Regions from separate parts of the Homo sapiens genome. Here region 1 is linked to region 2. The links are chromatin loops, found by intact Hi-C in ENCODE. Cell type or tissue: breast epithelium. All regions are shown on one strand. Each heading gives the region's core, and the rest is flanking DNA. Links, peaks and the distances in the headings are about the cores only.

Region 1 (14,956 bases), core at 6,553-9,052, 60 kb before region 2:
TAAACTAAGAGAAAACAAATCTAACAAAATACGGAGATGTGAGTGAGGATATGATTATGAGGGGGTATGTCTGTGGCTTTGAGAAATCTCATTAAAAACTTGCTAACCAGCCAGGCATTCAATCAGAAATATATGTTTTCAAAACCAAGCAAGTTAACCACAAGTGAAAGAACTGAGCCCACTAGCAGACCAGTTAGCCCATGGGAATTCCCAAGATCTGCCTTCAAAGGAAACTTCTCCAATCATTGGCTATGCTGTTTGACCAAGGAGGAGACTGAGAAAGATATTCAGTCCAACCATTGGATGGAACACCATCAACAGTATTTGTGATAAAATACCAAAAGCAGCTTTTTCTTCTTTTTAAGAGACAGGGTCTTGCTCCGTTGCCCAGGCTGCACTGCAGTGGTACAACCACAGCTCACTGCAGCCTTGACCTCCTGGGCTCAGGTGATCCTCCCACCTGAGCCTCCCAAGTAACTGGGACTGCAGGCATGAGCTACCACACCTGGCTAATCTTTTATTTTTTGTAGAGATGCGGTCTTGCTATGCTCCCGAGGCTAGTCTCAAACTCCTGGGTATACACGATCCTCCTGCTTCGGCCTCCCAACTAGCTGGAATTACAGGTGCGAGCTGCTATGCTGGCCCAAACCAACTTATTGATGATGTTTTCATTACAAAGGGAATTTCTAAAAATTTGCAAAGCCTGTGTGGGTTTTTTGTTGTTTTTATTACTGATATTGTTCTTTTCAATTCCTAGAAACTTCAACACAACTAAGAAGCCTGCTGTTACCAACTTAGGATCTCTACCAAGTAAAAATCCCAATTAGAACAAAGGTGACTTTGAACTGTTATCGGCAGGTTAATCAATGAAATGAGTTTGGAATCTCAGGCTAACTACCTTCATTTTCCCTAGGTACTTCCAAAAAAAATAGCCTTTCTCCCTGACATGGAGTGTGGGCATCTGCAGGTCTCAACAGGAATGAAACCAAAATAGAAAATTACTTTTTCTCTCATCACTCGAGAGAAAGAACCACTTTAGCAGCAAGAGTCTTGATGCAACTGTCTCTCCATCACTTCCCTCGAGTTAAGCAATGGACCTGAACTTTTCGTCCATCATGATCTTCTCAAAAACTAAGTCTCAAGCTCTTCAGAAACATTAATCACCGAAACAAGCTGGAAACAATAAAAATCCCTCGAACAAATGGGTATATGCATCTACCTAGTTGCTGCCAGATAACCCATTAACATACCTAGTACCTAGGGAAGGCAAGAACTAGTTAACTTATACTTTTCTATGCGAAAGGATAAATTCTCAACCCTTCAAAACCCTCAACCTGGATGCATTTCAAAAATTAGCATATGAAACTGCAACTTTCTTTCTGGAGAAAATGTGTTGCACCGAGGGGCATATGTAACAGCATTATTTCCTGGCAACCAGGCTTGTAATGACATCACAGGACTGTTCCACTTGGAAACATCTAGTGCTGGTACCATGTGAGGTCATCAGCTAGTCAGCTGCTAAAATATGACCAGAGAATGCCCTGCACATCTGTGATGAAGAAACCAACTTAAAAAGATCAATCAAATCAGCCCATGGCTGGGTTTTTCAATGCATGTACAACATGATGTTAATAGATACAGTTTTTTGTTTTTTTTTTTTTTTGAGACGGAGTCTCACTCTGTCGCCCAGGCTGGGGTGCAGTGGCACAATTTCGGCTCACTGCAACCTCCACTTCCCGGGTTCAAGTGATTCTCCTGCCTCAGCCTCAGGCGCCCGCCACCAAGCCCGGCTAATTTTTATATTTTAGTAGAGATGGAGTTTCACCATATTGGCCAGGCTGGTCTCGAACTCCTGACCTTGTGATCCGCCTGCCTCGGCCTCCCAAAGTACTGGGATTACATCCATGAGCCACCGCGCCCGATCTTTAATTCTTCATTGTTATTTTTGCCATTGTATTTGGCACCCAAGCTTTTCGTACTCTGTACAGAATCTAAAAAACACTCTAGCAGGCAGCTGAGCTTGCCTTCTTATGTTAACCAACAAAATTAGATCAATAATCTAGCAAATCAGCAGAGGGAATAACCTGCAATATATTTTTCCAACTGGAAGATACAGAACTAAATTTTCAATGTCTCAATCCAAAAGGAGAAAAAAAAAAAAAAAAAAAAAACTCAAAAAAGCCCAAAAACGTCACCATCAACACAGGGTCACTGGAGCATCATTTGTCAAAGTTCCTAAAGAAGAACATACAAACACACCCCAGTGGCATTTTCAGACAATCAGAAGGCACCAAAGAAATCAATCTGGACACATGAGTGTTTTCCAGGTGGCTGAAAATACAAAGAATTTGGTGCTTCTGCAATTTTCCCTATTAATCGGGTCAGGCATTTGACACTTGAGGTGGCAAAAAATTGTTTTAATGGCAACGTCCCCTTTCCTGCCTTGCCAATTACCCCGGCCGTGGCATTCCTCTGTCCACACAGACCACAGCTGCTTAATCTCAGCCGCCCCAGGCTGCACCTGTGAATCAGACCAGCCTAATCACACTAACAGATGGCAGAGGCCAAGTAGCCAGCTAAGAACCGCTATCACTTTAAATAGCATCTAATGTTTCACAGACACCAAACAGAGGCACCTCCTCACAGCAGTATCTCCCTGGTACAGCTAACACTAGCCCTTAATCACTGCAGAGCACCCATTTCAGGGGCAGAGTTGCTGTCATTCGAGAGCTAATTACAAAAGAACCCTGCTTGCAAGGTGAAGGCATGGCAAGTACACTGTTGGTTGGCATTCATCACATGGGTGCTCTACCCCCTGGCCCTTCTGCATGGGCGCTGGGCAGTTAGGAACACTGTTCACAATGCAAAGCATAAGGTCCACAGCATATAATCCTTCTGAACCACTCAGCCTGCCTGTCATGTAATCCATACCTTGCTGTTGCATTCTATTGCTTCACATGGTTTCACGGTAACCTGCTATTAGGCAGGTAGCCGACAACCAGGACAACGCAGTTCCCCAGGCATCCAAAAACCAAGCTGACAGAATCTGATGTCTCAATCCATAGCGAGGGCACCCACATACAGTAAAACTGGAGAGCTGTAAACACCTGTACAAGCATTCTCACTCCACCCCCATCGTGACCCTAGGATGCTCTCAGGCAACAGGCCTACAACTGAAACGCAGCCCTTCTTTTGCTTGCTAAGCCACAATTTTCCATTCAATAAAGCAAGAATAAATACTCTCTCCACCTGATCGGGTTATTGGTGGCATGGACGGAACCAGCAGCCAGCACAGAGCCTGTCTAGTGCAGGCCCTCAGCATCTTTGCCTCCAGCTTCATGCCAGAGCCACTGGCCAAAAGAAGTGAGTGGGCCAGGTGCCGTGGCTCACGCCTGTAATCCCAGCACTTTGGGAGGCCGAGGCGAGCAGATCACGAGGTCAGGAGATCGAGACCATTCTGGCTAACATGGTGGAACCCCATCTCTACTAAAAAATACAAAAAATTAGCCGGGTGTGGTGGTGGGCACCTGTAGTCCCAGCTACTCGGGAGGCTGAGGCAGGAGAATGGCGTGAACCCGGGAGGCGGAGCTTGCAGTGAGCCGAGATAGCACCACTGCACTCCAGCCTGGGCAACAGAGCAAGACTCCGTCCCCAAAAAAAAAAAAAAAAAAAAAAAAAAGAGGCGAGTGACATGCTCCACTTATCAGTGCTTTTTATTAAATAACAATAATGATAACCTCTTTAGAAGGCTGGTACAAATCACAGAAGATACTTCCACTCACCTTATTATCCACTGTTTTACGAACAAGACCACTAACAGTAAGCTCCCATTCAGGGCAGACCTCCACGTGCAAATTCTAAGCCAGTGGTTCTCGCATTTCAGTGTGAATCAGAATCAGCCCCAGAGTTTCTGAGGCAGTGGGTCTGAGGAGGAACCTGAGAATCTGCATTTCGAGGGAGTTCTCAGGTGATGCTGATGCTGCTGGTCCAGGAACTTTACTTTGAGAACCACTGCCCTAAGCTTCCTCTTGACAAAAAGTAAAAACTGCACCAACCAAAATATTTCTCTTTTGCCCCAGCTGCTAGGAGACTCAGGGACAAATCTAAGTCTTCACTTAAGTAACTCATTTATCCGAGGCACCTACCAATATCTATTTTATCTTTTTCCTTTAAGAAGACAGGCCGGGCGCAGTGGCTCACACCTGTAATCCCAGCACTTTGGGAGGCCGAGGCAGGCAGATCACCTGAGGTCGGGAGTTCCAGACCAGCCTGACCAACATGGAGAAACCCCGTCTCTACTAAAAATACAAAATTAGCGGGGTGTGGTAGCATGTACCTGTAATCCCAGCTACTCAGGAGGCTGAGGCAGGAGAATTGCTTGAACCCGGGAGGCAGGGGCTGCGGTGAGCTGAGATCGCACCATTGCGCTCCAGCCTGGGCAACAAGAGCGAAACTCCCATCTCAAAAAAAAAAAAAAAAAAACCTAAAGGACAGTCTTTTCAACAAATAGTCCCAGAACCACTGGACATCCACAGGCTAAAAAGTGAATCCACACACACACCTTACATCCTTTACAAAAATTAACTTAAAATAGATTACACACATAAATACAAAATACAAAACAATAATACTCCTAGGAGGTAACATAGGAGAAAATCTAGATGACCTTGGGTTGGGTGATGACATTTTAGGTATAACACCAAAGGCACCATCCATAAAAGAAAAACCAGACTACATGAAACTTAAAAATTTCTGCTCTGCAAGAGACACTGTCAAGAGAATGAAAAGGCAAGCCACAGGTGAGGGGAGAAACTATTTGCAAAAGAGATGTAATAAAGGACTGTTATCCAAAATATACAAAGAACTCTTATAACTCGACAGTAAGAAAACAAACAACCTAATTAAAAAATGGGCCAACGGCCTTAACAGACATCTCACCAAAGAAGATACATGGATGGCAATTAATCATATGAAAAGATGCTTCACATCATCTGTCATCAGAGAAATTTAAATTAAAACAACAAAATACCATTACACACCTATCAGAATGGCCAAAATCCAGAACACCAAGCACATCGAATGATGTGGAGCAACAGGAACTCTCATTCATTGCTGGTGGGAATACAAAATGGTGCAGCCACTTTGCAAGGCAGCTAGGTGGTTTCCTACAAATCTAAACATACTCTTCTCACATAATCCAGCAATCACACTCCTTAACATTTACCCAAAGTAATTGAAAACTATGTCCCCACAAAAACCCGCACAAAGATGTCTGTAGCAGCTTTATTTGCAACTGTCAAAACTTGGAAGCAACAGAGTTTGTTTTTTTTTTTTTTGAGATGGAGTCTCACTCTGTCACCCAGGCAGGAGGGAGTGCAGTGGTGTGATCTCGACTCACTGCAACCTCCGCATCCTGGGTTCAAGTGATTCTCATGCCTCAGCCTCCCGAGTAGCTGGGATTACAGGCATGCACCACTACACTTGGCTAACCTATGTATTTTTAGCAGAGACAGGGATTTTGCCATGTTGGCCAAGCTGGTCTCGAACTTTTGTTCCCAAGTGATCCACCCGCCTCGGCCTCACAAAGTGCTAGGATTACAGGCGTGAGCAACGGTGCCCAGCCGAGATATCTTTTAGTAGGTAAACGGGTAAATAAACTTTGATACATACAAACAATGGAATACTCAGTGCTACAAACAAATGACCCATCAAGCCATGAAAAGACATGAGAGAAACTTACATGCATCTTACTAAGTCAAAGAAGCCAATCTGTAAAGGCTACACACTGTATGATTACATACCCTAAAGTCAACCACACACTTTGGGTGATAATGATGGCAGTGCAGGTTCATCAACTGGAACAGATGTACCATTCTGGTGGGGATGTTGATAACAGGACAGGCTATGCATGTGTTGGGGAAGATTATATGGGAAATCTTTGTTCCTTCCTCTTTATTTTGCTGTGGACCTGAAACTGCTCGAAAAAATAAAGTATTGCCAGGCGCAGTGGCTCACACCTGTAATCCCAGCACTTCAGGAGGCTGAGGCGGGTGGATCACTTGAGGTCAGGAGTTCAAGACCAGCCTGGCCAACATGGTAAAACCCTGTCTCTACTAAAAATACATAAATTAGGCTGGGCACGGTGGCTGACGCCTGTAGTCTCAGCACTTTGGGAGGCCGAGGCAGGTGAATCACAAGGTCAAGAGTTCGAGACCAGCCTAGCCAACATGGTGAAACCCCATCTCTACTAAAAATACAAAAATTAGCCAGGTGTAGTGGCAGGCCCCTGTAGTCCTAGTTACTCGGGAGGCTGAGGCAGGAGAATTGCTTGAACCTGGGAGGTGCAGGTTGCAGTGAGCCAAGATGGCGCCACTGCACTCCAGCCTGGGTGACAGAACAAGACTGCATCTCGGGAAAAAATATATATATATACATAAATTAGCCGGGTGTGGTATATTACTTAGGCCTTGTTTAAATGTACCAAATTGACTAAAATCCTTTTAAGAAAAATGTAGAATATACCATGTAAGCAGAGAATCCCAATACCCTATGTACAAACACTTTAGGAACATTCTAGCCAAGTCATTGGAAAATGCAAGTAATGCTATATTGTATTTTGTGTATTGAATAAACATTTGCAAGCAACCACTCTTCTGAGCACTATACAACTAGGAACTCATGTAATCCTCATAACAACCCCAGAAAATAGTATTATTATTATTACTCCCATTTTATAAAGAAACTAAGGCACAGAAGTGAAATGAGCAACTCAGAAGTTGTGGAGCAAGATTCAAACCCAGGTTGCCCAGCTCCAAGAGGCTACGCCATGTTCTTCCTCGCAAGTAAATGGCCTCTCCCATGTTAGCGCTCAGTGTTCATGGCCCTCATTAAGCAAGCCACCCTTGGCTCCCTTTTCAATCGTGGTCTACAAAGTAAGGCACACGTCCTTCATTTTCACTCAGCATGAGGTGTGTGTTGTAGGAGGCCGGGTTTCTCACCCTAGGGATGATTGACATCTTGGACCAGATAATTCTTTGTTATGGGGCTGTGCTCTGCATCCCTGGCCCCTCCCCAGCTAAAGGCCACCAGCACCCCCTCCCTCTGTTGTGACAACCAAATATTGCCCAATGTGCCGGGAGAGCAAGAATAGGCAATTGCCCCAGTCACACACCACTGGATTAAACCAAGCACAATCACTGATTACAAGGAAAACCAAGATGTTACATGGTTCTACTATTCTTATGTCTCTGAATAGGGAGAAGTCAAAGGGAAAAGGGAAAATCAAGGAAAGAAAAGTAGTAACTGCTTTGAAAAACGAATGACCAGTGACACGAGAAGAAAGGACAAACGATAGAGAAGGCTGTGCAGCAACACTGGTTTATTCTCAGGTTTGAAAGTCAGGAAAGTAGACACAGCGGGGAAAGGCAAGGGCCGCGGGACACAGCATGGCGCAGAAGAGTCGACAAGAAGACAGGTGACAGGCAGAACTTCCCTCCATGCTCCTCTCTCGGGGACCATCGGAGCCGGGCAGTTACTTACTCTTGTTGTTACTGTTCTCACTGACAAAATCTTCCGCACCATCGGTGTCATCCTCATCATCTCCGGATGAGATGGCATCTGTATGCAAAAGAACATATTCCATGGATGTGTTTTTTGCAAAGCAAAAAGGTTGCAATTATCTACAACTGAGACCTTCTCCATAGCAAAGTCAACAACCCAGGAACCCTCGCAAAGAGCCTGGGATTGTTTTCAGTTAAGATAGTTTTAATGGCTTAAATTTTCCCTCCATGATGACAGTTGGTCTATGTTATGATTCTCAATGTTTTCTGCTTTCACGCTATTTAAACAGGCTATAAAATTGGATATATGAGAACTGGATTTCAAGCTTCAAACAGTATTCAAGCCCCTGACAAATTTACCAATTGTGTAGCACCCAAAGACTCTTTTTCCAACATTAACCTTTCAGTATGCGGGGTCTCCTTGAAGAAAGAAATTGATCCCTAACAAAACTCAGTCCCTGTGTGGCCCTTCTCATCGTCAACTAACATTCTGAAAGCAGAACTTTAAACTCGGCCACAAAGGGGGCCTGTTCTGTCCCGCTCACTGCATAGAAGGAAATCATGGAGAGAAACTCAAACTCTAATAAATGAATCAGAAATCTTGAGTATCCAAATTTCAACCCTATATTCTAAATGCCAGAGATGTCAGTGGTACAAAAAAAAAAAAAAAAAAGCATGTATTTACTTAAATAAAAGCGTACTATCTTAAGAAAAATGTTACTTTGTGCACAAGAATTCTATCATTCTTAATGATCGGCCTTTCTGGTGCACCAGGTCCCAAAGAAGAATTTCAAAAACTATGAAGCTGTATGCCTGGCATCCAATTACAATTAGAGATCTCACTACCTTTTCACTTGGCCAAAAAAATGTAATGGCTACAGAGAAGAGAGAGCATAGTGCTGGCGGGCCAACTCACCTGTGACATTCACCATGAAGTACCAAGTTTCACTGTCTACAGTCCTACTGGCAGTACAAGCATAGAGGCCGGAGTCTCTAGGCGTGGCGCCCTTTATCTGCAAGTACTCCCCAATAAGCACTGTCCTATTGTTGGGCCCCAAGTGCACCCCATCCTTAGTCCAACTGATCACGGCGGCATCTTTCAACAGGCAGCGCACCTCTAGCGACTCCCCTGGCGCAGCCACGTACACTTCTGGTTGAGAGATTTGGTATTTGGTTGGTGGCTCTGCAGAAAGGTGGGAGAGAGAAGACGGAGACAGATGGGAAGGAGGGAGAGGAGAGAACGTCCAACAAAGGTCAGTGGAGGCCTGCTTATTCCCAGGAGAAGCTGTTCTTGCTCTGCAAATGGCCCCAGCAGGCATCCACCTCTCCCCAAGCCCCAGGAAGTCAGGAAGTATCTGGAAGAGCAACCAGAGGATACCCCCAGAAAATCTGTCCTGACTTAGTTTCCACATCCTATGGGGCTTTAGAAACAAACCAAACCATAGCATGGAAGAATATTCCACAAGAAAATGTTTAAATTGATTGCCAAAGCGTGCTTGCACTGTAATACCTGCAAAAATCTGTTATTGTGGTATGTTTTATTTGTAAGAATGCCGAGTTTTACACATTTGTACGTGAAACGTGACTGTGCGCCACACACACATACACTCTTTATTATTTGTGCTAGACTTGGTCTGTTGCCCCAAGGCCAAGCTTCTTAAAATGAAATGTCTCAAACTCAAGGAAAACTAAGGGATCCCTCTACAAGATTTTTTGCCATCCAGAGTTTTCATGAGCTCTCATGTTCAGATCAGTACTTTGCCGGTTTAGAGACCTAATTCTGTGCTGGGTGAGCTGAGACCTGCTGTTTTCCCAAAATGATAAAAGCCTAGAGGCCTTAACACCAAAAACAAAAAGAGCAAAATGCCCAGACAGCTGCAAGGCAGTCTCCGTTGCACTTACAGGGGTCCTGAAATGAAGCCGCTGGGTGCTGTGTGCCCCCGACTCCACACGACAAAGCTGAGTCCCACCCTGCTCACCAACACCCACCACACATGTCCCAGGCTTCTTCTGTAGGGACAGTCCTTCCTCCCTCTCTTCCCTGTCATCCACCCTCCAAGACCCAAATCAAGCAGGGTCCTCCGTGATGGGAGTCACCTTGCATCAGTCCCCCTGGGCGGAAGAGCACTGGCTCCCTCCCCCTCCACCATACACCTGCCCACTTTGCCAGCTCATGGGATGCACCATATTCTCATGAATGCATCCCATCTCCCCACGGAGACACCAAGACCCTAGAGAAAAGGCGTGGGTCTCATGGTTCTCTGTGCTTCCCGCCACCGACCCCATCCTGCTTGGCAGACACATGGCCATGTCAAACAAGGTCACAGTTCCCAGATATGCAGCACGGGATTGGACCCACAAGGATCCAACCCACACAACCTCTCCACTGGAGTTGAGAGGACACCACTGGCATTTATTAATAACAACAGCTGGAGCGGCCAGCTGGGATGGCCACGAGGGCCCAAGAAGGAGGCTTTCATCCCTCCAGTGAGAAGTGTGAATGGGACCCAGAGTTCCAGGCCTAGAAAATGCAAAGCTTCCCAGCACTGAGACAGCACCAAATCAGGGCAGGATCAAAGGCAACTGTTTTGCCTAGACACCCCTCAGAAGAACAAATCTCCCACAGGAGACTGAAATCAAGTCAATCTGTGTTTCAGTCCCACTGTGAAAGGAGCAAGGGCCACATGCATTGGGGACAAGAAATCCCCCTCACCACCACCATCAACAGCCACACAGGAGGCCCGGGGCTTCTCAAGGGGGCATCACCAAAGGCATGCATGCCAAGCCCCAGATGCCAACTAGCACGTGAACACAAAGAGAGAATCACAACAAAAGGAGGAAAATAGAAGCTAAATGTAACATGGACAAATGCACCCCAAAGCAAGGAAAGCCCAGCTGACGGGCAGGTTATGTTTCTAACATTTGTTTTCTCACTCAGTAATTATTTACTGCATGTCTACTATACAACAAGCCTATTCTGGAAGCTCCGCAGCAAGAGGAGACAAGATAAAGACCCTGCACTTGTGGAGCGTCCATTATGGTGGGGGTGACAGACGATAGATACAAAATCTACAAAAAATACAGTGTTCTTGCTTAAGCATTAGGAAGAAGGACATGGCAAGGTACGGGCACACACAGCAGTGGCAGAGGAGGGCTGGTCCCTTGGCAGGAGGTGGCGGATGATGGCCCGCGGGCCAAGCCAGCCGCAGCTTGTTTTTGTAAACAAAGCTTTATTAGAACACGGCCATGCCCATTCCTTATTGTCTGGCGCTGCTTTTGTGTGTTACAAGGGCAGAGTTCAGTCATTGCAACAGAAACCCTGTGGCCTGCAAGCCCTACAATATTTGCAGTCTTGCCTTTGCAAAAAGTGTTTCAATCCCTGTTGTATAAGACAATCAGAGAGACTTCTCCAAAGAACAGGCATTTGAGCTGAGAAGTGAAGGACAAAGCGAAGTTTAAAAGATGTTGGGAACTTAGTTTGAAGGCTCTTAGAGCAGGTCTCTCAAGGCTGGTTAAGTCAAAATGCGGCTGAATTGAGTGACTAATAGAAATACTTTAAACTATGGAGACCAAACAGAAAAAAGAAAGGAAGAGAAATATGAGAAGGAGGAGAAGACGGCAGGGATTCAGTCTGGTCCCAAATCTTGGCCCATCTCCCACTCCCAACATCCTAGAGTCACAGATTCACTCAACATGAGAGCTGAAGGGGCCCCAAACGCTATTGGTCCAACCCCTTTGACAGCTGGCTAAGGCAAGGACCAGATGTCCTTTGAGTCCCAGGTCTCCAACAACTCATTGCTGAAACAGCACCCACCATGTTAGAATGAATTTACATTGGATCAGTCTGGGTCATAAAATGATCAATGTCTATTATGACAACATCACATGATCAGCAAGTCACCAGAAATGTTATGGAATGTACTTTCCTCTTAGCCAGAATTGATCACCAGGGCAGCCGCTGAGCAGAAGCAGCAAAGCTTCCCTCCCTCACAGGGAAGGCACCTGGGACCCACACACCAATCTGCTCCATCCTGACCCTCAGATAAGGTGCAACCATGTCCCTATGTCACGCAGAGGAATGCTCTAAGACTCCATTAGGGGGAAAAAAAGAAAAAAAAAAGATAAGCAAGGCATTTGCAATTGTGATGCAGAAAAAAATCTCTCTCCCGGCAAAGGAGGAGTTATGATGTATGATTTCCTGTTTTTAAATGAAAGTGTTTTCATTGAGAATCCTTTCCTTCACCTAAAATCAGTAAACCCCAAAATCTTGCTGAAACTGGGGGTATCTGAGCTGCTGGACTACCACGTGCTGTTCTAGAAGGAAGTACAGGGGACAGCGAGGACCTGTGTCTTATTTGGAGCTGGACATGGGAGATGCCTGGTGAAGGGTGCTGCCCTGGACGAGAAGAGGATGAAGCCCTGAGTTCCCACGCCTCTCCATTCCTGCTTAACCTTTTGGCCTGGTGTTCCCCATCTGTTGCAGGGTAAGAGTACCCAAATACTGGTTTATTATTGGTAAGATTCCAATGAGCCAACGAAGATGAACCTGATCATCAACTACAACATGTCGGGCTAATGACTGTCACTATTACTGTTACTCTTCAAGGCGGAAGATGCTTGCCGTGATTTTTTAAGCACCACGATTTTCAGAGGATAATCACAGAACATCTGGGTTTCTTTTTCTTTTCTTTTCTTTTCTTTTCTTTTTTTTTTTTTTGAGACAGAGTCTTGCTCTGTCACCCAGGCTGGAATCCAGTGGCACGATCTCGGCTCACCGCAACCTCCGCCTCCCAGGTTCAAGTGATTCTCCTGCCTCAGCCTCCCAAGTAGTTGGGATTACAGGCGTGCACCACCACACCCAGCTAACTTTTTTGTATTTTTATGAGAGACAGCGTTTACCATATTGGCCATGCTGGTCTTGAACTCCTGACCTCGTGATCTGCCCGCCTCGGCCTCCCAAAGTGCTGGGATTATAGGCGTGAGCCACTGCGCCCAGCCAGAACACTTGGATTGCTATCTCCAGATACAAAGTGATTTTACAGGAGTCCCATCTCAATGGACAGTTAAGATGACTTGACGTACTAAAACTGCTTTTGATCCCAGTAAAACCAGATCAAAACTGTCATCTAGATATCCAAGCTTCAAGGATAGTAAAATATCACCCCCTAAAATACACCAATGAGATAATGATGTTTATCCATAAAAATCAAGCCATCCTGTCTTCAAAGTCTCAAACCAGTAACTGCTGTCTTGGTAAACTGAGAAAGCAAGGACTCCTCCCTCCACCCCTTCAGTGGTCATTTCACAAAGGGCCCATTTTGGGGATCAGCGGTGCCTTTAGTAAACATGCCAGTAATACCCCTGGGTATCCCAGAAGACTCTGCAAGCACATGTTAGGGAGAATGCATGAATAAACACACAAGAGAGAAAGAGGTTGGGGAGAATAAAAAGAGGAGGATGTAAGTAAGAAGAGAGGCAGGGATGGGGTGGGGCCATACGCTGGGGAGGGGCCAAATGCCACACTGGTAGCCTCCCAGGCCACCCAGTGGCCCCCCAAGCCCAGCCTGCAGGGCCCAGCACACACGACACATATCAAAGACAACCCCGGCCAGGGGGCCAAGAACACAAGCACCTAACAGCTGGCTCAGTGGAAGCAGCTCTGTCCCTGCCCGTGTCCTTGGGTCCATTTGCCGTCCACAGGGCTTAGCTTCTCTTCTGGGTTTGAATGCTGCAGGTGACCTGACCCGCTGCCCACTCCCTGCAAACATGCACTCCCTGAGCCCTCCATGTTCATCCCCACAGTTGTACTGACCTGGCCCCAGGCTGCGCGGAGCCAGGACAATCAGAGAATCCCCTGTGCCTGCATGTGCAAAGGGGCCTCCCTAACTCTGGTCACCCCCCATGGATGGACAACCTCTCCCTGACTCCACCAGGCTGCACAGCCTGCTCTGTGAAAGAGCAAAGAATTCCCCAGGAAATGTACATAACTCCTTTTATAGTCATGTGAGCACTTCCTGGATTTACTTTTTCCCATTGCTGTGGCATACTTTTCACCTTTCCTGTGCGAATCCACCAGGGGTGCACAGCCCAACATCTCCCTCATCTCCTGCCAAAACGCAATGGGGAGAAGGTTCCAGAAGCCGCCTTGCTATGCACAAATGCTCTTTCAGAGGCTTCCACAGACAGAGAATATGTTTCCATGTATTTTTCACAATATGAATTAAAAGTCGAAAAGAAGCAAGCAAGCTTCACAGTAGTATTGGCCAATCTTTGTCACTGTTTCCTAAAACTGGTAAACAAACAAGGCACCAAGTCTCCTTCCTGGGACACAGCTCAACACTCGTTTCTACTGCCGTGGCCACACTACTGCAGCCCTGCTGCATAAAGCTCAGTTGCATCCACGTGAATTTTCTCCCAGAAGTTTCAAATACTTGGGAAGTACCAGCAGCGTGTTAGCAAGCAGCCTTTTTTTTCTTTTTTTTTTTGAGACGGAGTCTGGCTTTGTCGCCCAGGCTGGAGTGCAGTGGCGCGATCTTGGCTCACTGCAAGCTCCACCTCCCGGGTTCACGCTATTCACCTGCCTCAGCCTCCTGAGTAGCTGGGACTACAGGAGCCTGCCACCACACCTGGCTAATTTTTGGTATTTTTTTTAGTAGAGACGGGGTGGGTTTCACCATGTTGGCCAGGATGATCTTGATCTCCTCACCTCGTGATACGCCCACCTCAGCCTCCCAAAGTGCTGGGATTACAGGCGTGAGCCACCGTGCCTGGCCTTTTTTTTTTTTTTTTTTTTTTTTGAGACGGAGTCTCGCTCTCTCCCAGGCTGGAGTGCAGTGGTGCGATCTCGGCTCACTGCAAGCTCCACCTCCTGGGTTCAAGTGATTCTCCTGCCTCAGCCTCTGGAGTAATGGGATTACAGGTGCATGCCATCACGCCTGGGAATTTTGTTGTTGTTGTTGTATTTTAGTAGAGACAGGGTTTTACCACGTTGCCCAGCCCAGTCTCAAACTCCTCAGCTCAGGCAATCCACCTGCCTCCGCCTCCCAAAGTGCTAGGATTACAGGTGGTAGCCACCGCACCTGGCCACAAGCAGCTTCTTTAAAAACAAACAAACAAACAAACAAACAAACAAAAACGACTGGCCGGGCGCGGTGGCTCGTGCTTGTAATCCCAGCACTTTGGGAGGCCGAAGCGGGCGGATCACCTGAGGTCAGGAGTTCGAGACCAGCCTGGCCAACATGGAGAAACCCCGTCTCTACTGAGAATGCAAAATTAGCTGGGCATGGTGGCGCATGCCTATAGTCCCAGCTACTCGGGAGGCTGAGGCAGGAGAATCGCTTGAACCCAGAAGCTGGAGGTTGTGGTGAGCTGAGCTCACGCCATTGCACTCCAGCCGG
Region 2 (14,956 bases), core at 6,298-8,797:
AAGGGGAATTCTGACTAAACAAGGTTTTCGCCTTCAGTACTAACCTTAGACCCTAACCCCTCCCCACAACAGCTCAGGCAGAAGGGGCCACCATGCCCCCAACACCCCAAAAGAGGTCTGGGCCTGTCACAGCTCTCACGTGAACACAGCCAGAAACACTCAGAGGACACGAATAAATTGCTGTGGCGGATGACACAGAGGTGCCCAGATCCTCCCTCAGGGCTGAGCCACTGCCGTGAGAGTTGGCAGCGACTCTCTGCCCAGTCCCTTGTGGGGAATTGCCCTGTGTGGAAGAGACGCCCCTCCCTCCCCAACTTGTTTTAGGGTGACCAACTCATCCCAGTTTGCAGGGACTGTCTCAGGTTTGACACTGAAAGGCCCACATCCCAGGATCCCCCTTAGTCCTGGGATGGGTGGTCACCCTAGCTGTTGGGGTGAGGGACAGGTGGTCACCCTAGTTGTTGGGGTGAGGTAGGGTGGGAGCACAGAAAGGCCTGGCCCCTCACCCAACGGGAGACAACTCTGAAAGACCACAGTAGCTCCAGGCGCTTTTGCCTTGACCAAGGCAGGTTCACTGGCACCAAGTTCCACCTCCTTCACTCCTCCGTGGCTGGGGATCCCAAGGCCAGCACCTCAGGAAGCTTCCTGTGTACAAATCTTGACCTCAGAGTCTAGCTCATGGGGAACCTGACCTCAGGCAGGACCACAAGTGGAATCGTGGTTTGGCAGCTTCTGGCATCTTGAGGTTGTCAACAGACACCACAGCAAGGGGCATCTGGGGACTGCAGGAGGGTGAGAGTCCCATGCCCACCTGGTCCCCTCCCGAGAGGCTCTCATTCTGCCCTCCGTGATTTTCACTTGCCCCACTCATGGAATATTGTTTGAAATAAAATGGATTCACATCCATTTAGTTCTGAAGCCTCTATGGCATCCCTGGAATTGGCAAAGATGCCCGGGGTGCTGCTAAAATGGGCTCCCCGAGGTGAGGCTTGGAGCAGCCACAGGGAGTCCAGCAATGGGAGGCACCCTGAAGTGTCGGGTACTCCAAGCCTTCCTTGACTTTCACTCATGTGAAAGATGAGTAAAGACAGCCTTTGGCATTTTGTCCACAGGGACCAAGACTTGACTTTAGAAAGCATCCAGATATTGCTGGCAGGTTGGAGGTAGAGGCAGAGAAGATAAGTAAATAACATGCAATCCACATGACGAAAATAGTTTGAGATCATCCAGGGAAGGAGAGGCTTCCTGATGCCAGAATGAGGACAGGGCTTTCCAGCTGACAAGGAAGGTCACCCGCCTATGAGTAAAAAATGAGTGGGTAAGGCACTTTGCAAGGGCCCCTTTGGTTCTAATATTGAAAAAATCACCACCCAGGTCCAGTTTTCATTGGAAATTTACACCCTAGCCAAACACTGCACTTTGTAAGAAATTAGGAAAAGACATTCTCTGCCTTCAGAAATTTTCACAAACCCTGCTATAAGTTTCATTTGTGCATTGTTGCATAACAAATGATCCTAAAATATAGTCGCTTAAAACAACAACCATTTATCATTACTTGCAATTCTGTAGGTTGACTGGGCTCAGCTGGGTGGTTCTTCTGTTCTATAGTGATGTCATCAGGGGCCACTCTCATCCAGAAGCTCAACTGGGCTGGAGTGAGCACTCTCTCATTCACTCACCTAGTTGGCAGTTCCTGCTGGCTGTCAGTCAGGGGCTCAGGTGAGCTGTCGATAGAAGCACCTCATTTTCCTTCCATATGGGCTCTCTACTAGGCTGGAGCTTATCACAGCATAGCACTGAATTCCAAGCAGGAGTGTTCCAAGAAAGGGAAAGCAAAAGTTGCAAATCTCTTAAGTCCTGACTTTGGAAGTTACACAACATTGCTTTTGTCACATTCTATTGAGCAAACCAAGTCATATGCCAGCCAAGATGCAAGAGGAGTGGAAAGAATCTTTACCCCTTGATGGGAGAGGTGGCAAAAACTTTGCAGCCACCTTTTAACCCACTGCAGGTGGTCACTGTTAGGGAAATGGAGAATGACACCCAACTTTGGTGACATTATTATAGTGCTAAAGACCCCAGTTCATGGAGTAAGGAGTCACAACAAACGGAGTGAAGGAGAGCAGTCACATCACAACTGGCAGGGAGACCAACAACCTGAGGGCACAAAGCTATAGAAACAAGAGAAACCTCTTCCTCTTTCACTCCCTGTGTGAGCAATGATGACAGGAGTGGAAACCTGGTGTTTTGAAGTCCATTGACCTGGTCTAGCCACCTTTTTCTTTCCTTCTTTTGAGTCTGGATAGGATGTTCCTCAGGCAAACAGGAAGTCTTCTTTAACTGCAAACTCCTGCTTCAAGTCTCCTGGTGAGATCAGACTAGGAAACCTACTTCCTCTCTGCACCCTTCAGTTCTGAGCTCCAAACCTATCATTCAACACTTGTTTTCCACAAGAAGTGACAACGCTGTGAACTAAATAAAGTGGAACTTCATCCTAGGGCTTAATTCATGTGTGGTAAGTTAAGACTACATAGGTAGGCCGGGCGAGGTGGCTCACGCCTGTAATCCCAGCACTTTGGGAGGCGGAGGCAGGCAGATCACCTGAGGTCAGGAGTTTGAGACCAGCCTGGCCAACATGGTGAAACCCATCTTTACTAAAAATACAAAAATTAGCTGGGTGTGGTGGCACATGCCTGTAGTCCCAGCTACTCGGGAGGCTGAGGCACGAGAATTGTTTGAACCTGAGAAGCAGAGGCTGCAGTGAGCCGAGATTGTGCCACTGCACTCCAGCCTGAGTAATAGAGTGAGACTCCATCTCAAAAAATAAAAAAAAAAAAATTACATAGAAAGTGCACATGAAAGAGAGGGGCACATACTTGCTCTTTTTTTTTTAACTCCTCTTTTAAAAACCTTTTTTTAAAAAAAGAAAGAAACCTTGTTTTTCACCCATCCCTCTCTGATTTCACATACATAGACTGCAGATATCACATCTTTAGCCCAGCATGGATCTCCGAGCTGGACCCCTGAGGAGACCCCTGCATACCCAGGAGGCCACTTCTATCAATTCCTTGAGCAAGCTGGGAGGATGGGTGTGGACGTCAGAAACAGCTTTAAATGCCTTCCCAATGAGGAAGGTGAAAACCACACCAGATTTCCAGAAAGTGATTTCTCACCTACAAGGCAATTTCAGAGGACGTGAGGGCAAAGCTTAGCAGCTCTGGAGGGCCACAGCCCCCGCGCGTCTCCACTAGTGCAGCAGTCTGCTCTCTGCATATTTTTCTACTTTCTTGTGCAACGTGTTCCCAAAACCAACTTACAACCAAGCTGGAATGAACAAAAAAGAGATTTGGTCTCCACATCAAGACACATCTGGGAGGTAACTGGGAGGCATTTGATAAGAAGACATTGTGTGGACAAACTCTGCAATAAATAACCAAGAAACTCCAGAGGAGTTCCACTGAATCGTAGATTTGTTTATTCATTCATTCAGCCAACATTTATCAAGTACCTGGTATGCCAGACCCGGGGACAGCAGCAAATGTGAGTCTTGGAGTGTGGAGTCAGGTGAGGACACAGGTATTGAACTAGCAATGACAAGTGTGAGGAGAGCCATAGAAGACAACAGTGCCCTGCAAGAATGGGTCCCTTCCTGCAAAAGTGAGTCCTGTGTGGCTGGGCGCAGTGGCTCACACCTGTAATCCCAGCACTTCAGGAGGCTGAGGCGGGTGGATGACCTGAGGTCAGGAGTTCGAGACCAGCCTGGCCAACATGGTGAAACCCTGTCTCTGCTAATAATACAAAACTAGCAGGGCGTGGTGGTAGGCGCCTGTAAATCGCAGCTACTCAGGAGGCTGAGGCAGGAGAATCACCTGAACCCGGGAGGCGGAGGTTGCAGTGAGCCAAGATCATGGCATTGCACTCCAGCCTGGGCAACAGGAGCAAAACTTCATCTCCAAAAAAAAAAAAAAAAGTGAACCATGTGATCCTTGTATCAGTAAAAAGTCACAATTTTGATTCTGCAGCTACTGAAAAAGTAATCTTTTATGAACAAATGATTCAAGGGCCAAAGCTCTCTGCTGCTGTGTTTTGATTTCATGCCACCTGACACTTGTGTTGGCGAGCCAGCCACCAAATATCATGCTAAGATACAAAGTCTGAATTTTGTACTACTGAAGAGTTGTCAGTAAAAGGACACTTGACCACAGAGAAAAACAAGTCACCCTTCCGTAACTTGGCCCCTAGGGACCATCAGTCTAGTAACTCACCATTGCTTAGCATTTTTCTTTTGCCAAAAGAGAGGGCCAGGCTGGAGAAGGGGCTGAGGTAAGAGCTATGGATCTCCCAGGGGATGCAACTGTCACCCCAGCTCAGCCACTGGGGGACAAAGGCAGGTCACTGCTCTTCTCTGGCTTCAGTTTTTCCATCTGCGAAATTGGGTAGCAGAGATTTATTGACCATGGTCTGTCATTGAGTAATTCTTCAGGAGCAACAAGGAGGCAGCTGGAGAGGGGTTGGCCTTATGGAGGAGGCTCTGGTCCCCCAGCCACACTGTGGATCTAGGGACCCTTCTGCTGTTATCTGTTTAGCAGGATAAAAAGTCCGTCTTGTGTAGGCTGGGGAAGGTCGCTAGGTTCCAGGGAGGACTCAGGGTGCTGTGCCCACTACTATCAGGCTGGCCCTGTTGCAGGAATATGACTGGCTTTGGCATTACTCTGATGAACCATCAAGCCCCAGCATGAAAGAGGAGATGCAGAAGAGCATTTGTCCATGCAATCTAAAAAAGGTGAGCACAGAACAAGAAGGATGGAGGGGAAGGGATGCCAGAGCAAGTGCCCAGAGTGGCCCAGGAGGAAGACCCTGTCCCCTTGAGGGCACCTGTGGTTGGGAGGCCTGAGCAGGGCATGTCAGTGTCCCCTGATCTGGAATCCAAGAGCAATGAACACCCCGGATACATACATCATCTAGATTGGGTTTCTGCATCAGATTTCATTTACAAAAGAGTTTCCCTGCTGAATTAAATGTGACGACCACATTCTCCATTCACAGTGCTGGTGACTGGAGATTTCTTGCAACAACTCTATACCCCACCCAGTCACATTGCTACTAACAGCAGCCTTGCACCTGGGCCAAAACATTCACAGGAGAGTGAGAATGACAAGAGTTGTCTCTAAGGACCTAAAGAAGAGGACAGCCAACTTGTCAGCCAAAGCACCTACCTATTTCCCTCCTTCTTCCCCTTTCTCTATCTTCATTGCTTCATTCACACATTTATCCAACCCACCAGCCAACCTACTAATATTTTTTGAATGCCTACCTTGTGCAGAGCTCTGGGAAAGACACTAAGAATTCAGCACTGACTGAGACAATATCTTTGCCTCCATATGATTTATATTCTGGGGGAGATAGACAATAAACAAATAAATAAGACAATTATTAATTGCAGCAAAAGCAGAAACAAAAGTAAAGTAATGGAAGTAGAGAGTTAGTGAGGGGCCTCATCCTTCTTGGTCTTGGACCCTAATCTTCTGCAGGTGGACAGCCACATCCCAAAGCAGGACTCCATTCATACTTCAGTGTGTGCACAGAGCACTTGGGGACCTTGTGGAAATGTAGAAGCTGACTCAGTAGTTCTGGTGTGGGGCCTGAGATTCTGCATGTCTACCGGTTCCCAGGTGATGTGGGGCCATGCTTTTTACAGTGTAGGTCCACAGAACATGGACTACTCATTGCCAAGCCCAGACGATGGTGATAGCCCCTTGCCCCAAGGATGGCACCCGAGGGAAGCTGAGGAGGGAGCCTGCAAAGACCTGCAGAACTTCCGAGGTTGGAGAAGCCTGACCAGACCCATGAGCAGCTGCATAGCTGTGCCTTGCAAACCCAACCAAGTGGCTTTAGCAGGAACTGCGGTAGAGCTCAGAGGTGTCTCAACCAGCTGCCAGGGCTGCCAGGAAACTTAAGCAAAGACATCTGCCTTTGCCATTAAAAAAAAAAAAAGAAGTATCTCTTAGCTGGGTATGTGTGGTGGCAGAGATAGGACAGCTCTATGATGAAGCTGGTTTTGAGATGGACTGGACCAGCAGCCATGAGATGGAACTCTGCACCCAGTCCCTTTGCTCACCTTGGTCCCACTTCTTTCTTCTTAAGTTCCAAAGAGCTGCACTCAGCCCTCAGGTCTCAGCATGCTGTGGAAAGCACACGTGTTTGGAACTGATGGCACTTGAGCCTCAGCTAAACCCTAACAAGCGTCACCCTCCCGGCCCTGGTGGTCCCATCTGTGCACCAAGCCAAAATTGCCTGCCTGCTTTCCGTGTGGTATCATGGTGTTGATCAGAGGAAACAGACACCATTAATATAATGAGCACGTCCGATCTAGCAGCCTGGAGTTTACCCAGCCTTGAAATAGACAGAGGGGACCCTTAGCTGAGGGAAGCTGATTAAGAGTCAGCCATGGGCCAGGCACAGTGGCTCATGTCTGTAAAACCAGCACTTTGGGAGTCCAAGCTAGGTGGATCACCTGAGGTCAGGAGTTCGAGCCCAGCCTGGCCAACATGGTAAAACCACGCCTCTACTAAAAATACAAAAATTAGCCAGGCGTGGTGGCAAGTACTTCTAATCCCAGCTACTTGGGAGGCTGAGGCAGGAGAATCGTTTGAACCCAGGAGACAGAGGTTGCTGCGAGCCGAGACTGCACCATTGCACTCCAACCTGGGCAACAAGAGCGAAATTCCATCTCAAAAAAAAAAAAAAAGTTGTCCAGGCACGGTGGCTCATGCCTGTAATCCCAGCACTTTGGGAGGCTGAGGCGGGCGGATCACGAGGTCAGGAGATTGAGACCATACTGGCCAACGTGTTGAAACCCCTTCTCTACTAAAAATACAAAAATTAGCTGGGTGTGGTAGCGTGTGCCTGTAATCTCAGCTACTCAGGAGGCTGAGGCAGGAGAATCCCTTGAACCCGGGAGGTGGAGGTTGCAGTGAGCTGAGATCACGCCACTGCACTCCAACCTGGTGACAGAGCGAGACTCTGTCTCAAAAAAAAAAAAAGTCAGCCATGTCCTGTAGCGGTAGGGATTCAAGGCGGCATCTATGAAGCTGCAATAGTTAGAATAAAGGACAACTATCAGGAGTCATGAGAAAGCAGGCTTGTATCAACATCACTCAAAATCAGTATCTAAAACAGCACCCGGCACACAGGGGACTCTGCTTAAATGACCGCGGGTGAACACAGAACCTACCTCTCCCACCATTCACTCCCTCCTTCCTACTGGATCTTTGTTTGGTTTCTTTATCTCAGAGTCCCTGCGTGGAGCAAACCAGTTGTACCTGGAAAAGCTGTGCTGTCTCTTTAAGTCCCTCGCGAGTCTCCCGACTTTCTTTGGCATCAGAATTGGGCATCTCTGGGAATCTGACCCACATCTGTGCAGAATAAAGAACAATTATCAAGCTGAAACATGCCCTGCACCCAACACACCTACTTAATTGGTGCTTTACTTAAGCTAATGTTTCAGATTATTTGGGCCTCCCCAATGCATCGAGTTGAAAAGGCAAAGCTCATTTGCTGCTAGTGTCCCTTGATGCCTCATGTGCCTCGTATGCTCCACACATGCACGAAAGCCTTCCAGGGTGTGCGTGGGCATGAACCTAGTTAATAATGCTTTTTGCTTCTTAGCAATTGCCAGCTTCGTAGGCAGAGCTTTTTGAACGTGTTTCTGGAAACCTCTTCTGAACCACAGGACTAGAATAGAATAGCAGACACTCTGTAAATATTTGTAGAGTGACCGAACAACACAGAGGGGGCAAAGCATAGTGGCTAAGAAGGATTAAGATGTTGGCTTCGGACAGATCTAGGATCTGGGTGTGAGTATCAGCTCTGTCTGTGGGGCCTGAAGCTGTCTAAACACATGTCTTCATAAGCTGAACTGATAAAATAAAATCATATTGATAAAACTGGCAAGGAGGAAGTACTTTTAAAATGTTAGTTGTTGAAGGTGACTATATACATGATTGCTGACCAGGGACACTTTTGATAGTGAATAGGGGACTATAATAATCATACCAGGGCCAGGCACAATGACTCACGTCTGTAATCCCATCACTTTGGGAGGCCGAGGCAGGTGGATCACCTGCGGTTAGAAGTTTGAGACCAGCCTGGCCAACATGATGAAACCCCATCTCCACTAAAAATATAAAAAATTAGCCAGACATGGTGGTGTGTGCCTGTAGCCCCAGCTACTTGGGAGGCTGAGGCAGGAGAATTGCTTGAACCCGGGAGGCAGAGGTTGCAGTGAGCCAAATCATGCCACTGCACTCTAGCCTGGGCAACAGAGCGAGACTGTCTCAAAAAAAAAAAAAGTCATAACAGAATAACAGGCGTAAACCAGGTCTAGCCCAACAACCAAGGGTTGTGGGTACCCCGGCTATTATTATTTAATAGAGGAGATGCTTAGAGATCATCAAATCCAACATATTTATTTGACATATGAAGCTAGTGAACCTGAATAGGCTGAGCAACCTGAAGTCACACTGCCTATTAGCAGAACATTGCTTTAAGGTCACACTGGTTTTGGTCCCAGGCTCTGGGTCCCACTTGGGGAGCTAAGCTACCAGCGGTTGTCTCCATAACACTGCAGAAAAGAGCTGTGAGGAGGTGACCTCTAAGCCCCACCAAGGTTCTGAAAGATCCTCATTTACAAAGGATGGCAGTGAACTTCAGAGATGTTAAAAAACCTCTCTGAGGTGGCCCCAGGCCACACAACAGTGTGTGATTGCTAACGATGTGTTTCCTGGATTCTCTTGCACTGAAGTAGAAGATTTCATCATGTAGATTCTTTTTTTTTTTTTTTTTTTGAGTTGGAGTCTCGCTGTGTTGCCCAGACTGGAGTGCAATGCCACAATCTCGATCTCGGCTCACTGCAACCTCTGCCTCCTAGGTTCAAGCGATTCTCCTGCCTCAGCCTCCCGAGTAGCTGGATTACAGGCACCCACCAATGTGCCCGGCTAATTTTTGTACTTTTGTAGAGACAGGGTTTCACCATGTTGGCCAGGCTGCTCTTGAACTCCTAACCTCAGGCGATCCACCCACCTCGGCCTCCCAAAGTGCTGGGATTACAGGCGTGAGCCGCTGCGCCGGGCCACCGTGTAGATTCTTATACCAGGAATGGTAGCTAGCGTCCTGGTTTCGGTGATACCAACAACCTACTTTCAGCTTCCCCTGTCTTCTTTCAGCGTGTTTGTTTCAGAAATCACTGGTTCATCCTGATTATTGACACATCCTGGTCAGAATTAACTGCTCCCATTCATGTCTCTATCATAGTATAATTACTTTTTTGTTTATTTATTTAGAGACAGAGTCTCACTCAGTTGCCTAGGCTGGAGTCTAGAGTGCAATGGCGTGATCTCGGCTCACTGCAACCTCCGCCTCCCAGGTTCAAGCAATTCTCCTGCCTCAGTCTCCCATGTAGCTGGGATTACAGGTGCATGCCACCATGCCCGGCTAATTTTTGTAGTTCTAGTACTCATGGGGTTTCACCATGTTGGCCAGGCTGGTCTCAAACTCCTGACCTCAAGTGATCTTCCCACCTTGGCCTCCCAAAGTGCTGGGATTACAGGCGTGAGCCACCACACACAGCCTAATTACTTGTTTATATGTCTGCTCCTAGAGACTCAGTTATTTAGAGACAGATGCCGTGCTTGGCACAGTGGGTGGGATACCATGGCTCTCAGGTAAACATTTGCTGAATGTCATTGTTCTCAATGTCTGTCACATTGCTTACCATTGGGAGGAACTGACAATGACCTAGCTTTCCCAGTCAAGATGCAAGAACTCTCAAAAAGACCCCCAAACATCCCTGCTGAATGAAATGTCTTAGCTCCAGTCTTACCTCCAGTGAGAAATAATGGGCGGCACCCCACCCCCCTGCTAAATAACTCAGCCTAATTTATACTTGATAGGTTTCCCCATTCACGTCCTTTTTCCAGAGCATTTTCATTTCTCCCTTAAATCCTGGAAAATCACTATTTATCTCATCTGTGAGCTAGAGCCGGCTCTCCTGGTTCACAGGAGCCAACTGTGTGCACCTCTTGCCAAGGCCATGTTTAGGGAAGACACATAGATAGCTCGAAATGAGCCATTCTGGAAGTATTTACACTATGGAAATCAGCAAACACTACAAATCAAGGCTTTTTAGAACATTTCTTAGAAAACCAGTTGTTAAACATTTGCCAGTACACCACTGCCTATGTGATACCAAGCCCTCCTTCCCCTCACTCTGCCTGCTTGTACATGTCTTAATGCTCTGGAGCCACCAGCCAGTCTCTCCAGTTTCGACCATGTTATCCATTTTCTCCCAAGACCCATCTGAGTGCCGCTCAACCCTTCTGCTTGTCCCTGCCAATTGTGGGTAGCCAGCACACCGCGGTTCTAAAAGAGGTATTATCTATAACAGAATCTCTTACAACCAAGTCCCATCACCCCAAATGAGTCAGTTCAGCACGCTGCTTGTAAAAATGTGTTTACAGAATGTCTTTCAGATCCATGCTTTGCACATGCCTTCACTTGCTAAAGAATTATCCAGTTCCCCTCCACTTCCCCGCTCTCATGTCCCAAACAAAGTGTGATCATCACATTTTTAAATCTCCAGCACACCCTGGGTCTTGTCAGGCAGCCGCATACGGACTGAGTTTCTTTTAAACAGGCTAAAATTTCTCGTCTCTCAGCTTAGTCTTCATGGCTTTGACTAGGGGAAAAGGCACTCACCACTTCCAAGCCAGGCTGCCAAGAAAAGGCTCAGCAGAGCCCCCCAAGTCTCTTTTTGAGGAACGCTCTGATTTACAGAATTAAGTTATGGCCCGACTCTTCAAACGGATAATCACAGACTGTAGCAAAACTCTGAGACTGAAATGCGAGCTGCCGTTTTGCAGCGTGCACTGTGATTTTTAGCAAAGCCTGTTTAAATTGTGACGCTCTCCTCACAGCCCTGCCTTTCATTTCTGTCAGTTTCCAGGCACTGGGGCTCTTTTCTTTGGAGAATGATACATCCAGGCTGGGACTTCAACTGGCTTTCCCCATCAACATTTCTTTACAACGTTTTTAAAAATCAGAGATAAAGTTTTACTTGAAGAGAAGTCTTATATAACTCTATTGCCTGCCCTGCTAGTCCTGACTGTGCTACAAAGGACTGGGTTGAGGGCCGCGTGCTTCCCTGAGAAGACGTAAGCCTTTTAAAGCAATGAAATGATCACTTCTCATTAATTTAGCTGTAACTCAATTATTTTGGAAACAAAACAAAGAGACTGTGGAAAATCTTGCTAAAAATAGCAAATCAATGAAGTGGAATGGTTGGTTTTAAGACAATTAATTATGCAACAGTAATGTTCTTAATCATCTCTAAAGGAAACTATTTGCTCATAGTATTAGAAGAGATCAAGCAAGGACCTTGCCAGTCACCCCCTAGTCCCAGCTCATCATTTAGTGCCCTCTGGGGCTGGTTGTTTCTAACTGGTTTTCACCGTGGGAGGATAGACAGAGTGGGACTAGGGAAGCTGCAAGCCCTATTTTGGCCACCTGGGTATCATCAAGGAAGAAGAATTCAAGCATATTCCTTTCGTCGATGGCTCCTTTCAGTGTGGAGGAAAACCCCAGTGCCCAACCAATTTCCCCTGCTCATCATTACACAAAATCCCTGCACTAGAATACACAGGCAGACAGACTGCTTTCAGCAATTGATGTGCGTGTCTTAAAGTAGGGTCTGACAGCGCACACACTATGCAGCCAGTGGAACCCAAGTGCACACAGCCTCACACAGCATGAGCATCAACATCTGGTTCCCACTCTTCATTATGGAGACGACTTGCATTTATTGAATGCTTGCTGCATGCCACATGCAGTTCTAGGCACTGTACACACATCCAGTCGTTTTAAATTCTGTGGTCAAAGGAGTATAACATAAAGTGTACCATATTGGTCTTTTTTTTTTTTTTGAAACAGAGTCCGGCTCTGTTGCTCAGGCTGGAGTGCAGTGTCGTCATCTCGGCTCACTGCAACCTCCGCCTCCTAGGTTTATGTGATTCTCCTGCCTCAGCCTCCCGAGTAGCTGGGATTACAGGTGCCCGGCACCATGCCCGGCTAATTTTTGTATTTTTGGTAGAGACAGGGTTTCACCATGTTTGCCAGGCTGGTCTCGAACTCTTCACCTCAAGGGATCTACCTGCTTCGGCCTCCTAAAGTGCTGGGATTACAGGCATGAGCCACCGCACCTGGCCCATATTGGTCATTTTTAAGTGCACCGTTTGTTCATTAAGATCGTTCACGTTGTTGTGCAATCATTGCCACCATCCATCTCCAGCACTTTTTCATGATCCCAAACTGCACAGATCCACTCTTTAATCCTATGAGGTAGGGTATTAGCCCTATTTACAGATGGGGAAACTAAGGCACAGGGCCATGCAGTAAGTAGCATCTCTTTAAAGAGATGGCTATAGGCTGGGCACAGTGGTAATCCCAGCACTTTGGGAGGCCGAGGTGGGTGGATCACCTGAGGTCAGGAGTTTGAGACCAGCCTTGCCAACATGGTGTAACCCCGTCTCCACTAAAAATACAAAAATTAGCCGGGTGTGGTGGTGCATGACTGTAATCCCAGCTACTCAGGAGGCTGAGGCAGGAGAATCGCTTGAACCTGGGAGGTGGAGGTTGCAGTGAGCCAAGATCGTGCCACTGCACTCCAGCTTGGGTGACAGAGTGAGACTCTGTCTCGGAAGAAGGAAGGAGGGAAGGAAGGAAGGAAGGGAGGGAGGGAGGGAGGAAGGGAGGGAGGGGATAGTGACATTGGGAATCTAACTCTGCCCTGAACCATATGGGAAACCATTTCTGAATTAGTGCTCTGGGTAACGTTGTCCCCCTCACATAATGCAGCATATCTTATGTCTGTAAACCAGGGCTTGGCAAGTGTTTTCTTGCAAAGGCCATTACAGATTCTTTAGGCTTCGCAGGCCACACAGTCTCTGTTACAAATACTCTCCTCTGCCCTTGTAGCAAAAGCAGCCCTAGATCATATGTGTGTATGTCATGGGCATGGCTGTATCCCAATGAAACTTGATTTTTGGATGCTGAAATTTGATGTCATATCATATTTTTACTGCGGTGAAATGGAAAGAACATACAATTTTATCATTTAACTATCTTAAAGCTACCATTCGATGGTGATAAGTACACCATTCGATGGTGATAAGTACATTCACATGGTTTTGAAACCATCACCCATCGCCCATCTCCACAAATGTTTCATCTTCTCAAACTGAAACTCGATGCACATTAAATACTAACTCCCCCTTCCTCCACCCCATCTACTGAAACCACCATCCTACTCTGCCTCTATGAATCTGACCACCCTAAGAACTTCATGTCAGTGGAATCATGCAGTATTTATCCTTTTGTGTCTGGCTTCTTTCCCATAGCATAAAGTGAATTTCCTATCATTTTTGCATATCAGAAAATGTTAGCCATCTTCTGATTTGTTTTCGGTGATTTGTAAAGGTACAAAGCTTTCTTACCTCACACAGCCTGTACCAAAGCAGGTGGTGGGATGGATTTGGCCCGTGGGCCATAGTTTGCCTGCCCCTGATCTCAACGTTTTCACAAATGTCAATCTGACCATCTGCTTTGTACAGCACAGAGAGGCCAAGCAACTTGTCTACAGTAACACAGCTGCAAACCTGGCCACACTCAAACCAGAAGCCAGGCATCTATATTCCCAGTTTGTTTCGGGAACAAAGGAGAAAAGTTTGAATCCTCCAGTTTTTTCACTGAAAGTGGTTCCATGCTGGGTGACGTCTTTAAAAGTTACTGTTGTTACTGGTAAAGGCACAGAGGTTTCTCCAGGCTTCCCATCCTGGAGAAGGGATTGGCAACGCATAAGACACTCTGCTTTAGAAGAAAGATCAAGTATGCACTCGTCCTCTGACTGTTGTTCAAGTCAAACAAACCAGGCCAGACAGCGAACAGTCAGCTTTATTCACTCAAGCCCTCCTTCACTGGAGCACACATTACTTTTCTATACGATGACTTGCCAAATGCTTAAAAGGCACATTTGAAAGAATAACAAATGCTACTCTGTTTCTTTCTGGTGGCCAGGACATCTTGTGTTTACAGTGTGGAGCTTGGGGGGCTTAGAAACACCCAGCCATATTCTGGCTTTCTTCTCCCAAGTCAGAGCTTGCACACATGGAGTTTTTTACATGCTGGCACTGGCAACAGGACCTTGGGCAGGGGACCCAAAGGGGGCCCACTGAAGGGTGAGGGCCAGCCTCCCCCAGCCTGGGCACTGATTGTTTGAACCGGGTTTTGAACACAGCCTGACATCTGCACGTATAGACCCGTGCCAGGGTACAGGGCAAGCAGAGCTCATGTGCGGGAAGAGAAACAGTCCAGGTTTATTTTCAACAGCTGTCTTTCAAGAGCTGCAAACAGAGAGCAAATGTGAATGACTGGGAAAAGGCTATTTCCCTATTTCTTCAATGAACCTGGTAAATTGCAATTTCCAAATCAGAGGAACTACCGGATCAATACAACCAACTTTGAAGGAATGTGTGAACGAAGAAGAAGAAGGCCAGGTGGGATGGCTCACGCCTGTAATCTCAGCACTTTGGGAGGCCGAGGCATGCGGATCAGCTGAGGTCAGGAATTCGAGACCAGCGTGGCCAACTTGGCAAAACCTCGTCTCTACTAAAAATACAAAAATTAGCGGGGTGTGGTGATGGGCACCTGTAGTCCCAGGTACTTGGGAAGCTGAGGCAGGAGAATCACTTGAACCCAGGAAGCGGAGGCTGCAGTGAACCGAGATTGTGCCACTGCACCCCAGCCTGGGAGACAGAGTAAGACTCCATCTCAAAAAAAAAAAAAAAAAAAAAAAAGGGCTGGGCACAGTGGCTCGTGCCTGTAATCCCAACACTTTGGGAGACTG

Evidence for each region. Hi-C counts contacts between places; a loop is a spot of excess contacts. Peaks named below come from ENCODE experiments on the same cell type or tissue, not always from the same donor. Only the 100,000 strongest peaks of a DNase experiment are listed, where the experiment ranks them.
Region 1: it touches region 2 in a loop (24-fold over the local background); 1 of 110 quality-filtered maps calls a loop at or near these places.

What each region holds. Positions count from the first base shown.
Region 1 is chr10:121,556,963-121,571,918 of GRCh38, forward strand. FGFR2 (fibroblast growth factor receptor 2) reads right to left here. Exons shown (of 18, transcript NM_000141.5): 3 at 8,476-8,742; 4 at 7,540-7,617. Among named protein-coding and RNA genes, the nearest start is that of FGFR2, 34 kb to the right of the region's middle. In breast epithelium, for the core only: no CTCF peak of the experiment used is centred there; no DNase peak of the experiment used is centred there.
Region 2 is chr10:121,617,516-121,632,471 of GRCh38, forward strand. It overlaps LOC107984183 (a long non-coding RNA gene), which reads right to left. Exons shown (of 3, transcript XR_001747308.1): 2 at 7,323-7,415; 3 at 6,097-6,182. Among named protein-coding and RNA genes, the nearest start is that of FGFR2, 27 kb to the left of the region's middle. RefSeq lists enhancers at 6,240-6,741, 6,742-7,241. In breast epithelium, for the core only: no CTCF peak of the experiment used is centred there; a DNase peak (open chromatin) is centred at 7,536; H3K27ac peaks cover 751 bases.